Linked DNA regions of Homo sapiens: region 2 is linked to region 1. A link is a contact called in ENCODE Hi-C data. All regions are on one chromosome and are shown on one strand. Each heading gives the region's core, a stretch centred on a gene start or an enhancer-like site at or near the end of the contact. The rest is flanking DNA. Distances are from core to core; before and after follow the strand shown. Region 1 holds the start of B3GALT1-AS1 (B3GALT1 antisense RNA 1). Region 2 holds the start of NOSTRIN (nitric oxide synthase trafficking).

What was found. Hi-C counts contacts between places; a loop is a spot of excess contacts on that map.
Region 2: a map of K562 shows a loop between it and region 1 (3-fold over the local background). The contact joins the promoter of NOSTRIN here to the promoter of B3GALT1-AS1 in region 1. A Hi-C loop is called at or near these places in 1 of 168 maps with a recorded cell type or tissue (K562).

The regions. Positions count from the first base shown.
Region 1 is chr2:167,937,744-167,944,762 of GRCh38, reverse strand. B3GALT1-AS1 (B3GALT1 antisense RNA 1) reads left to right here and starts at 3,619. Exons shown (of 5, transcript NR_131227.1): 1 at 3,619-3,654. It overlaps LOC124907903 (a long non-coding RNA gene), which reads left to right and starts at 5,144. Exons shown (of 2, transcript XR_007087281.1): 1 at 5,144-5,520.
Region 2 is chr2:168,798,973-168,805,991 of GRCh38, reverse strand. NOSTRIN (nitric oxide synthase trafficking) reads right to left here and starts at 3,355. Exons shown (of 16, transcript NM_001039724.4): 1 at 3,319-3,355. The coding sequence starts at 3,345. RefSeq lists an enhancer at 3,412-3,911.

The DNA.
Region 1 (7,019 bases), core at 2,370-4,869:
TATTCCTAGTATTTCTAGCATTTTCCTTTGTGAATTGTTAATGATTAATTAAAACTATTAAAAGATAGTTATCATTACTAAAAATAGTAACCACAGAGTGCCTACCATATTCCAGTTGCTTTTCATATGCATTTTGTTGTTATTAAATTATGCAAAGTAGGTATTCCTGTGTCCAATTTACAGCTAAAGGAAATGAGACTCACAGAATTTAAGTAACTTATCCATCGTCACACAGCCAGTAAATGGCAGTCCTGGAATTTGAACTTACATGTGTCTTCCCACCACGCCAAATCGTCTCCCAGTTAAATCTCCATTTTCCCTTATTTATTATGCTATTTGATTGCCTTTCAATCCACCAATATAGTGTAAGCTTCTTATAGGAATTATTTCATATGAAGCTTGAAATGGTAAACAATGTGGTATGGACCTTTATTTAACATTTGTTGGAAAATCCAATAATACAACTGGTAAGAAACAAAGAATCTACCGAGAGAAATATATTGTTGAAAACCAATGATTACAGTCAGACCAGCAGAGAATCCAGACTATAAAAATTGCAAATGGTAGTTGGAGGCAGCTCAAGAAAAGGACAGTCTGGCTGGGTAGTAATATTTGCAGCTGTTCCTCTGTGCTGGCAGCCTTTCAAAGCCACAACTATTAAATGCATTAATAAAAGGAATGCTGTGATAGCACCAGTCAGCTGTGCAAAATGAAGTTAAGAGTGATTGACAGATAAGTAGACTTTAAGCAGCAAATTGCTGAAAAGATCAGCCAGGAGCTGTGAAACATGGAATGATACTTTACTGTGGGTTAAAGAGAAAAAGAGTTGATTTGTCCTTGACTAGACCTATCTTAGGGATCAGTCAATTTTTCCTTGAACTTTTTGGTACCAGAATGGTATAGAAGAAGAAGGTTAAACTACTTTAAGTATTACCTGGATAATGCTCACTACCATAAGGGGATTACCTCTGAGTCCAAATCCTTCCTGTCTTGTTTTATGTAGCTCTTTGCCTTCTATCAGAAAGAGAGACTTATTTTTATTTGTTTATTTTTTTTGAGACAGGGGCTCGCTCTGTTTCCCAGGCTGGAGTGCAGTGGCACAGTTACAGCTCATTGCAGCCTCAAACTCCAGGGCTCAAGCAATCCTCCCACCTCAGCCTCAAGAGTATCTGGGACTACAGGTGCAAGCCACCATGCCCAGCTAATTTTTTTTTTTTTTTTTTTTTGTAGAGCAGGGGTTTCACCATATTGCCCAGGCTGGGAGATTTACTGTTAAACAATGATATAATGCTGGACTCTATTGGGTAGTGTGATGGTTAATGCTGAGTGTCAACTGGATTGGATTGAAGGATACAAAGTAATGATCCTGGGTGTGTCTGTGAGGGTGTTGTCAAAAGAGACTAACATTTGAGTCAGTGGGCTAGGGAAGGCAGATCCACCCTTAATCTGGTGGATCAATCTAATCAGCTGCCAGCGACTATAAAACAGGCAGAAAAACATGAAAGAGGGAGACAGGCCTAGCCTCCCAGCCTACATCTTTCTCCCATGCTGGATGCTTCCTGCTCTCAAACATAGGATTCCAAGTTCTTCAGTTTGGGAACTCAGACTGGCTCTCCTTGCTCCTCAGCTTGCAGACAGCCTATTGTGGGAACTTGTGAATGTGTAAGTTAATACTTAATAATATATATATTCCTATTAGTTCTGTCCCTCTAAGAGAACCCTGACTAATACAGGTAATACAGGTAGGGTCCTCTGAGTTTCAGAAAGCAGCTCAGTGTTGCCTTTTAAGAAGAGTGTTACCATTGTCTATGCTCCATTTGTTCAAGGAGACTGCATTTGCTCATGGCAGACATGGCTAATCAATCACAGTTCTAATCCTCATTGAGACTGAGTATTTTTCATTACAGCAATCCAGACAGCCTTGACCATTTGAGGTTGGCACTTGTGAAAACACAAGAACCTCATGTTTATTTTATCCACAACCATACACATACCACTTAGCTTACAGTTATGTAATAAATGTTGAATTAATTAATTATTGTCATGGCTGATTTATACTAATTCCCTCAAATTTAGAGTCATTAAACATAATTTTGAAAAGATCACAGGATTTCAGAGATCATCCGATCTAATCTCCTGGCAGTCTTCCTGGGAACTCATGCTTCTAACCCTCAGCCTTGTATTTCTTACGCTCTGCACAGAAAGAAATTCCCTTTCTGTTAAAGGAGAAAGATCATGCAAATATGAGATCAGACAGCTTTCTGAGTGGAGCCAGAGGTCGTGTTTCTGAAGCTTTTAATCATAGAGAGAATATGTTAAATGTATGATAATCCCCAGAATGTTATCCCAGAGACACCTGCTCTGGAAAAAACACCTGAGTATACAAGCAGATATTGGATGCATAAACTTAAAGTTTTAGCAAATCACCTTGAAGTCCTTAGCTGCAAAGAAATGATTATTTTTTCCACAATGACTGAGCCAGGGAACTTTCTCTACATTCCTGTGCTGAAGACGTTTGAGGCTGAGATTCTGTATTCATTCAGCCTCCAAGGAACCCTTTGCCCCGGGTCCATCCAGGTTGAAGGAGAGCCAAGCCCTCTCCAAAATAACGTTTTCTTCAAATATGTTGTCCACCTAGCTCAGAACACATGACAATGGCAGTGTAGGTTTTTCAACAATTTTTCAACTTCCTTTTCTTATTTGAATATGGAGCATCGTACCTTGTGCTGACTTTGAGAAAACACAATCCATCTGTAGCCTCTAAAAAGCTCTTGCATGTAAGTCGAATCCTGTGTCCCCTTTCGCTCCTTGTTTTCTGCCGAAGACCCCTTCGCTGTGCTGGAAGTGGGGTGGAGAGCTGAGGATCCTGAAGTGCCCTGGCTCTCGGTCACCACCATGGCCTCGCTCCTCCTCTGTGCTTCTGCACGCCAGCTGTGCTGGCCTCCTTGCTGTTTCTCTAACACACCAAGCACTGCTTTCATGGTTTCTTCAGAGACAGGCTTCTTCCAGATCTCCTTAGCTAATTACCTCTCCTTCTTCAAGACGCTGCACACATATTACTTCTTCAATGTGGCCTCCCTGAATTCTATATTTAAAATTCTAACCTTCAACCCACCTACCCAGTACTCTCGATCTCCTTACTCTGCTTCTTTTTCTTTTGCCAAAGCGCTTACCACTGTCTTTAAAAGTCTATAAAATTTACTTAGATTATGTCTGATATATATTGTTTCATGCTGCTCCCCAGGGTTAGAGACCTTTGTTTTGTCAACTGAGGTATGCAAGCTCCCAGAACAGTAACAAGGATATTACAGGCTCTGAGTAAATACTTACTGATGAATAAATGAATAATTTCTTAAGTAAAAACACAGGGAAAGCTGTGAAACAACAGCGACAGTTTGGCTGTATCGCCACCCAAATCTCAACTTGAATTGTAGCTCCCAGAATTCCTGTATGTTGTGGGAGGGGCCCAGGGGGAGGTAATTGAATCATGGGGGGCCGGTCTTTCCCATGCTATTCTCGTGATAGTGAACAAGTCTCATGAGATCTGATGGGTTTATCAGGAGGTTCCGCTTTTGCGTCCTCCTCATTTTCTCTTGCTGCCGCCAGGTAAGAAGTGCCCTTCACCTTCTGAGGCCTCCCCAGCCATGTGGAACTGTAAGTCTAATTAAACCTCTTTTGCTTCCCAGTCTCGGGTATGTCTTTATCAGCACTGTAAAGACGGACTAATACACTCCTTTTCGTGTAGCCTCAAATTTAATCAATTATGGGTTTATTTGACTTAATGGATGTTTCTTTTAAAATACAAATACTATGGTACTGGTGCTAAAGACTGTCAGTTACTAACACATTATTGTGAATCCATTTAAGGTAATCACTGCCTTCCACTCTCTAGTAGAGACCAGCTTCCTGACGAGAATGAGAATGTCTGAGGGATGTAGGATATTTTGGAACACAGACCACTTCAGGCACCATGGAAATCCTGGGTGGAAGCCAGAGTGGGAAAGCCTAAGGCAGCAGAATAGGATTCAGCCTGGAGAGATGGGAATGGTAAAACCGTGTTTACATTTTAATCTTTAGTTGCTGAGATGATCTTTTAAAAATCCCTCCAAGAAAAGCTTGTTTAGATCAATGACCGCCTCCCTTAAATCAATAACATCTGTTGGCCAAGTATATGTAAGTCTATGTCCCAAAATGTGCCCAGCAGGAACTTATTTAAAGGAGTAAATGGCAATGGGGATGAGCATTTGATTTCCTGGATTGCTCCATGTGTCTCTTGCCAGGAGACTGAAATGCTTATTCGATTTGCTTCATCTAAAAAGAATGATTCAGTTTCTCATGCAGCTCTCTACAGGCTGGTCCAGCTGATTAGCTATCCAGATGTCACTGCCCAACACTGTGGCACTTCCACAATTTATTTGGCCACCATGAATAATACCAATATTACAGCCCACACAAACACCATTTTATGGCTATTTTATGATTGTTAGATTGTTGATGGTCAAGCTGTTTTCAGAGTCAACACATCATTGTGTAGTGTCCTCAAATACAATCACAGACCTGAACCAAACAGCTTTGGGATGATGGTGAGAGGCTGTGGGGTTGGCATAAGCAGTGGTGTATTAAAGAGCTCAGGCTTAAAATTTTGTGATCGTTATAGTTATTCACACTCTATAGAGCTAGAGAAGCTTAATGAAATCATTTCCTTTCCATCTTTCCTGGAAACCAAATGGCTATTTGTGGTATGATATGAGATTTTTGAGCAAACGAGAGAGAGATGATAGAATGAGAAAACACAGGACTCTGAGGGCATCACGTCCCTCTGAGCCAAATGGAGGGAAATCTTTACAGAAATGCTGAAAATTCCCCTAAAAACCCTTCTGGATGTAAAGTCTTTCACAATAAATAACAATAGCTACCATTTACTGAATGCTCACTCCTTGCCAGGCACTGTACAAGCAAGATTGCACTTAATCCTCACAATAGCCCTCATTAGCTTATTGGGTAACTTCCCATATGAGTTACCTCCCATTGGGTAACTTCCCATATGAGTTACCCATATGCTCTACCACCTCCCAAAGTGAGGAGGTGGTAGAGCAAGAGCCCAAACCAGTGGCTATGATAACACCCAGGTCCTCCTTCCCTCTGTTACATTGTCTCCACACAAAAACCAAGGCGGGATACTGAGGTCTCTTGACTCTGTCTGCGGACAGAGGGTTTCAAGACATTATTTTACACCAGAAATCTCCCTCATTTGAGCTGGGTGTCAGGTTTTGGGGTATATATGCCACGAATATAGGAAGAGTATAAAGAGCTTTTTAAAGTTTAATTTCTTTTGAAATAAACATGTTTACATTTAGCCCAGGGTAGATTGTCCATAGTCAGGAAGGTGTGTCTGGTTTCCCCAGTGAGAAATGAAATTCTTTTGCTCAATCCTAGAGCCATCTTTCTCCTCTCTTTTAACAAAGCACCCTCGCTGTTGGTCCCTGCAAGCTTCAAAGAATAAAAGGCAATGCAGAGAAGGTAAGGTCTTGGTTTGTTTCCTTCACAAAATGAACCAAATGTTTTCTCTTCTAAAGCAAGAACCCAGAGAGTTGTCATTAGTCGGCAGCACTGATATGGGGATTAGGCGACTTCACGTTGTCTCCTTAAGTGTTTTTAAAATGGGTTAATGTGAGGGAACATCACATTTCTCTGTTGCCAAATGCCTTTGGGGATGTGAATGAATAATTTGGGTAAAAATTGGGGAAATGGCTGAGAAAAATGCTTCTCTTTGATTGAACAGGGGCGAGACATAACAGCCTTAGAGCTCTGTGATTTGGAAGGGTGTCTGGAGAAGAGCCAAGGGCTTAAAAATTAAGTATATGTTCAGCTTTTATGGTAAACTTTATAAGTACTTATGCCATTGGGTATCACAGGAGGAGAGTTGAATTAGAAAGTCAATAAACACACAAGCAAGAAAAAAAAACAGAGTAAAAGTGTTCTCTTAATTTTTTCTTGACCCATTAAATGCCCTAGATCCATCTGATGATTTCTTAAAGAATTTCTTTCCTCCATATGCCTCTTTTGCTACTATTTACGCTGTATAGCTGCCAGAGAATGCTTTTTTTACTACTAACAAAAGTCATAAAAACCAGTCTACGATAGTTTTTGTAAAAATGTTGCCACAAAATTAAAGACACAAAAGTCTACAACTCCAAAGTGAAGCCTATATTTTGCAGCTATGCTAATTTTTCTGAAAAGTCAACAAATAAAAAGTACAATTCTAAACTCCATCAAATGGCCAAAGTAAGCAGATGCTAGTGAAATACTGTTCTGTAGTGATGACATTAAGCTCATTGTCTCTGCTGCAATCCTAAATGAATAACTTCTTTAACTTCTACATTATTCTTGCAATTCTAGCTTGCAACAATATTTTCAAGTATGTCTGGGTCGATATTTGCTTTTTTAGTTGCTTATATTACAAATATTATATTATATTATATTTGCTTTTTTAGTTGCTTATATTAGTTACTTATATATTGCTAAATATATTATATTTAGTTGCTTATATTATATTGCTAGCTTGCAACAATATTTTCAAGTATGTCTTGGTCGATACTTGCTTTTTTAGTTGCTTATATTACAAACTATGTAAGCAAGAATTATTTGTATTATAGCACCCAAATGGAGTACCAGAAATTATTGATATTTACAATGAAACCAATATATAAAGCCTTAGGAAATAGAGAATATGAGCTAGTGAAACTCTCCCTTTAACTAAAAGGAGCATGAAACATCATGATATTCAGTTTTAGCTGAAACAAGAGAAAAAGAAATAATTGCAAAATGTACACGCTGCACCATAAACCTGTTTATCTTCAAGTAGTCTTTCTGGAGTCCCACTTAAATGTAGCTGAAGCTAGACAGATGATTTCCTATCCACAATCTCAATTACCAACACAGTTGGAGCGAACTTTGGAGACAATGTGGGTTGTTCACATAGTAATCAAGTTTTCCTAACCTGAATAGAGACTAAACCA
Region 2 (7,019 bases), core at 2,106-4,605, 860 kb before region 1:
CCTTTTACTTTACACACAAGGAAACAGAGGTCCAAGAAATGTGGAATGGCATGTTACACATCTCACTGATGCACACTGGGGAGGCTGTGGGCCACGTGACACCCATGCCATATGCAGCCTCCTTCTGTATTTTTGCAGCGAGTCAGATTCTCCTAGGAGCTACGGACCATGGCACCGGCACCATCTGAGTTAGTGACAGTCATTGTCTGATATCCAGGCTAAGCCACCAAGATGGGAAGCTCAGGTTGGCATCTGAGCCAGGTTACCAACCTGAGGAGCAGCCTGGTGCCATTTCAATGGCCGATGACATGCGGGGAGGGGCTGACTGTGTGGCGCCCAGAAGACTTGCTTTGACAGACCCCTTCCTGGATACTGTATGAGTGTGTAAAAAGCAAAAATTTGGCTACAGCTTGTTACTTGTCCTTGATTTCTATGTGATTGTTTGATAGGAAGGTGCTATTAATACTTTCTTATGATTGGATTCTTTCCCTTAGAGATAATTGGATCTTACTTCGCCTTTCTTGCACATGGATTTGAAGATGAGTTCCCTAGACATATTTTTAGGTTTAAGAGCTAAACCTAAACCTTCATAGGCAATGAAACATCAAGGCCCAGAGCCAATTCTTTTCCTTGTCAAAAACAGAACTTTAAAGATATCTTACAGATATCTTTTTCAAATAAGTTCTGACACTCTCAAGATTAATCCTACACAGCATTTAGGCAATCTTATGCCACCCTGGCAACAATTTGAACTCAAACACTGACCTTGCTCTTTGAGGTTGAAAGGCCCAGCTGTCAGTCTATTTTGCCCATTAGAGCTTGATCTAAAAGAGATTTTTAAATTTTTTCGTACCATGAGCCCTTTTTGTAGTCTCATGAAACCTATTTGATTCAGAATAACATTTTTAAGTAGCGTAGGGTTAAAAAGGAAATGAATTATATATTTTTTAGAATGTATTTTTAAAATTATGATATTATGTGCTTTTTTATTAACATACTAAATTACATATCTTAAGTATTACCAACATTTTGAAGTCAGGGTGAATGTAAATATTTCTAGATATGTGCAACAACTGTAATGTTATCATAAAATTTCTGATTTTTATTGGTTACAAAGTCACAGACACTATACAGATATGACTAATAGTATTGGGGCTTGTTGCCTATATTCTGGATTGAATAAAATTCTAAATTTCAGTTAGAAATTAGTACAAATAGAGATTTTTTTTCACTGAAGTTCATGCAACCCACTGAGTTCCATACATGGGTACATTGGTGTGGGCCCGGTTAAGAACAGTAGCTAAGCTAATACTTTATGAACTGTGCTCTGTGCAACTCTAGGGACTCATGGAAGGGGACATTTTGCAGGTGGTTAAAGCTTTGGGTTCTTTTATAAAACTACCTAAATGTTTCATGAGGCACTCATTTGCAATCCATTTCCTTGTCTTATTTTGTTCCCAAACCGCAGATTCATCTTCACATAGCATTGTTCCCCAAGTACAAGCTAAGAATGTGCCAGGAAATCAACTTGAACACTTGATTAAGATGAAACAATTGCAAATAAATAAATGTTCTGTGAGTTTAGAGGGTTTGGAAACCCAGGCTGAAGGGATATCCGCCCTCCCCATGACTCCCGGATACTTTTGGTGGCAATGAGCCCATACAGATGACCTTCAAAGTTTTAGACAAGGACAGGAGTCCTTGGCCCAGCATAGCACAAGGAACTATTCAGCATGCCAGGGAGTGGAGCTTTAAGCAGACACAGAAGTGTGGTTATGGGTTGCCTTGGGGGCTGCTGAAAGAAAACATTTCTCCACGTCTGAAGACTTGACTTTGCTGTCTACAAAAAGGATGTTAGACCTTCAGTTTCTTTTTTATGGATTTATTTCTTCTTCTCTTTTTAAACTTAATTAAAGCTGCCCACCATTTCCCTGTCTTCTGTCCATTGCACCCTTCCCTGGTGTTAATTTTCTTCTTTGGTTACTATTAGTGCCAAGATTTTGCTGCCACTTACCCCATCCCTGTCCTGGCCTGCCGCCCCTATACAAAAACATTGAGGTAGGAGTGTTGAGACAGGAGAGGATTTAACAGTTTAGTCAGGGAGCAACCTCAAGGAGAGAAAAATAAATGATAAAAGACTTCTTAAAAATTATTCACAATTAACAATGGAGAGAACACTGAGATTGAAGTAATTAAAGGGGGAAGTTTCACTCTTAAAAATCTATATATAACCATATCATTGGAATTTGTTTCTACATTAAGCACAAATTATTTCTGTATTTAAAAAAAGGAAAATTAGGCAGAATTGGCTACTATGTTGTCATTATTAAAATTACTAGTCATTTATGAGTTCATCTCATTTAGCTCATCTGATTTTCTGCAATAGTAACTATAGTTCCATTTTTTCCAACCATGTGCTTTTCTTATCCATTGAATAAACAAAAAGGAAATCAATAATCCTCTGCTGATCTTTTTCTTTATGACTTTATCTCAGCGCCCATTTATCTGCCGCCCCACAGTTTGTGTTATCAATACATGAAGGATGACTGCAACCTCCTGCTTATGATGTCACCAATCTTAGCTTTTCAGCCCCATGTGTTGGGATAAAACACTGACCCTCCTTAATTACTTTATTTTCAAAGTAAACATATCCCCCCCTTTATTTTAGTTGCTTCTTATCTCCTAAATTACATCTCTGCTATTGCCGCCGGAGACCTCACAATGTCTTTGGACTTCTGACCAAACTTATATTTTTGGTAGTGCTCCAAACATTACCAAAACGAACAAACATGGAACAAACATGCTGCTAAACCAGTCTGAGAGCCACTGCAGGCCAGGCAGAGTGGGGAGTCTATCCTTCCTCCTGCAGGACTTGTGATCCTTGACTCCAAAAAATGAGGGTGAAAAGGCACAAAAACTCTCCTCCCTCACTTTATTCTCAGAGCCAAAAATTGGCTGCAGACATTCTGTGTGTTTTTGTATCCACACCACACATGATGTTGGCACCATGGGTGTATGTCTTAAGAATGTTTTCCAAACAGCCACCATCTGGATCCAAATATGAGGCTTTACTCTCTCAAAACTTTTTCCAAGAATATGAGAAGGAAAGATGACAATTACCTGCCCTGTCATTTCCTAGAAAAAGCTCTGTTTTTAAACTGAACCAAAGAAAAACCACAAACTTTTGCACCACAGCCAATATCTAAATGTGTTTGGTTTCTGAGTGTCTCAAATTTCTTAAGTTAAAATCCATTAATATACAAATCCACCCTCCACCCTCCTCACACGCAGGCACACAAACCACACTGAGCTACTCACCGGACAATCTGTCAGTGGGTCCCTCATGTTGAAATGTGTCTGGCTTTTGTCCTTTCACCTACGCTCCAGCATTCTGGACACTGTAATCAAGGTTGGGTGTGTCCTGGACTTCCGGGATTCAAAGGGCCTAGAGTACGTCAGTCCTTGTCAAACATTCCAAGGAGGAAGTCCCAGCCCTGGACTTTCATCCCGTTTGTGTCCCGAGAAAGTAAAGAACTGCTCTGGGTCAAGACGGCCAGTGTGAGATAGTGAGAATGACTTCTGTAAACCCTCAGAGGGCAGGATCCTGAGTCCTGAACAGCGTAACATTGAGAGAAGGCAGAGAAGCTGTAACATGTCTCCAACAATTCTTGCGCTTGGTCTGACAGTGCAGGAACACATATCCTCTCAGCCTGCAGTATTAATCATGCTTTTTATTTTCTGTATTGTATGATGCTTTGACCTTTGGGGACCTCATGGACTTGGAGACAGACTGCCTCTCTGAGGGTTAGCTAATTCCTAGAGAGAGCAAACAACTGGCCTGTGAGCACTCCTTTAATATGCAAACCAACAAATCCAGAGCCCAAACCTCCCCACCATCTCTGTTACCCAGTTCTCAAATACCAAGCCCATATTCCCCCACCCCCTAAATCCCACAGGGCCAGACACCAAACAACTAGGAACCTACACCTATAGAACTATAACTATAGAATGTTCAGAAACAGCTATCAGGAGCAAAGCGTACATTAACCACTTCTCTGAGCCTAACTCCACACTCGCTCCAGCCCCAACAGGATCAAGAGGCTAAGCTTTCAATGTAAAGAAAAAATTGCCTAGATCTGGCCTCATTTTTCATCACTCAAAAGGATAGACAGAACAAGAACTCAACCACAGCTTGAGTTCTATTGCATTCCCTGTACCTGTGGTCCCAGTTGCCAATCATTAGATTTCCAATGAATGGCCTATTGATGTACGACAGCCATTTGCTAGACTGTGGACAGTTCTGTTTGACTGGCAGGCAAGGGCAGGCCCCAGTTTGAAAGGAGCTCCATCAACACAGTCCAGTGGAACACTTCAGAGTTTAAAAGCATTCAGTTTTCACCTGACTGGCTGACTCAGCCTCCATTCACCTGCCCCTGGTGTGCAGGCTCCATTCAAAGTCCCTAGAAATAAGCCAGTTGCAGTGGCTCATGCATGTAATCCAAGCACTTTGGGAGGCCGAGCCTAGAGGGTCACTTGAGGCCAGGAGTTTGAGAGCAGCCTGGGCAATATAGCAGGAGATTCCTATCTCTATAATTTTTTTTTTTTAATTAGGATGTGGTGGTATGTGCCTGTAGTCCCAGCTACTCAAGAGGTTGAGGCAGAAGGATTTCTTGGGTCTAGGGGTTCAAAGCTGGGCAATAGAGTGAGACTCTACTTCTAAAAAAAAAAAAAAAAAGCTTCCAGAAACAACGTAGAAGAGTCAGGGGACAATTAAGGAAAAGAACTTGCCTTGCAACAAGAGTGGAGAGGAGGGGTCTTTTCCACACACTTAATGCCCTCCCTCTTTGCTTATCCAAAGAACTTGATCACTGGAGGTTACAACAATCTTGGGTAGCTACCACAGGGCTAGAATTAGACAAAGCAACTCTGTATAATAAAAGAAATTTAGGTAAGGCACAGTGGCACACACCTGTAATCTTAGCACTTTGGGAGGCTGAGATGGGAAGACTGCTTGAGGCCAGGAGTTCGAGACCAGCCTGGTCAACATAGCAACACCCCATCTCTTTTTTTGTTTTTTTTTTAAAAGAAATTTAGAGACAGGATATAGACTGAGGTTAATAACATGTAACTCAAATTCCCACTTGAGGGGGCTTCTCTGCCCTCAGAGATTTTAGATAAACTTGTCCGGAGCCACCATTCCAGGACTTGGGACAGCTCAATGTTTTCTCTGTGATTCCTGCCCCATTTTTCTTGCTGTTCTGTGTTTCATTTCAGTCCCAACTGAGTCCAAACTGAGGAAATTGGCCTCCCTTGCCAGTTTCCATAAGAAGTGCTGTCACACAAAGCCTACTGTGATCTTTGTATACGAATTATAGATTGGTAGGGCACTCCTATCCCCAAACTCCTCATGTGTGCCATTCCCAGTGGGCTGACTAGCTTTCCCTCAGACCTCCTGGACATCTGCTGAATTAAAATCCTTCCATCTTGCTCCTGTCTGCCACTGGGCCGTTGTAAGGGCAGCAGGGCATCCCAGCTGAATCCAGACTGAGAATTAGAACTTGGCTATTTGTTGAGCTTCTCGGAGGAATGTTTGAATGTGCAAAAAGCCTTGATTTTGGAGGTCAGAAATAGGTTGGTATCGTTTATCCTTTGTCACAATAATGCTGTGTAACAAACAGAAACCCAGTGGCTTCAAATGACAGAGACTTTATTTGGTTCACAAATCTGTAGTTTAGCTGGATGGATCTTCAGGTGTCCCCTGACCTCACTCATGTAAAAGCAGGTCATCTACACAGGGCTTGGCAGAGCCATGCATCTGGGCTTTTCTGGGCAGGGGGCTGGCTGGGAGCTAGCTGTTGGCTGAGGCCGTATTTCATCAGCTGGTAGTCTAACCAGGCTCTTCTCAGGGTATGGCAGAGGAGCCACAAGAGTGAGTGGAAGAGCTCGAGGCCTCTGGAGGTACAGCTTAATATGGACATCCCATCATTTCAGCCACATCCAGCTGATCAAAGCCAGTCATGGGCCAGCCCAGATTAAAGGGGTGAGGAGAGCTTCCACTTCATAATAGGAGGAACTTAGTGTCCCATTGCAAAGGGCATAGAGACAGAGAGGGGCAGACAATTGGAGTTAGTTTTCCATTCAATTTACTACAATGGCTGCTTAATATTTGTTCTTGAATGACTAGAGATAAAGCAGCAAGGACAAGGAGCAGGTGGCTGGTATATGTCTTTCTTTCCCTCTCCCCAATCCAGCCTGGGGTGACACGTTTTGAACCTCAGCAGACTGGCGTTAGGAAGAGAAATAAGAGGACCTAAATCATAAAAGACTCTAGACGGATAAGGGCTGTTCTCTCCTCTGACCCCACATTCCACCCTACACATACTCTGCTAAGGAGCACAGCAAAAAGCACCTCTCCTGGATATGGGTTGTGAGGAGGCAGCAGCAGGGAGAACCTGCTAAGTTGTCTTCAGCCACTGAGGCTCAGGTAGGTGAGGCATCTTGATGAGAAGGATAGAGCAGACCACAGTGAGCACATTTGTCCCCGAGCATGTGAGAATTCCTCCAGTCCCCAAAAATGGCCCAAGGGGACTTTGGGAGGAGGAGACTGAGTTCCCATGTGAGTAAGAGGAGCAAAGAATCTTGTAGTTTTGGAATTAATATTAACAACCTCATTTGTACCTACAGGTTGATGAGAATGTGAACCTAAAGGAAAGAACAACTGAGGCCAACTTAATATAAGTAGAGCATTTACTTGGGCCAAGCTTGAGGGCTGCAACCCAAGAGCATAGTTTCAAGTGGCCCTGAGTATACGCTCTGGTTAGCAGCAGGTACAAGTAGGTTTTCAAAGGAAAAGAAGAGGAAGAGGAAGCTCCTGAGTTGTTTGCCAAGAATTTCCATGAAAATAACACAAGCTGTTGATTGGCTCTACACTGTTCTGTGAATCACAAATTCCAGGACCATAAAGATAGCAGATGAGGCAGCTAGTCAGGAACAAGATGCCTTTACATGATTGCTTCTAG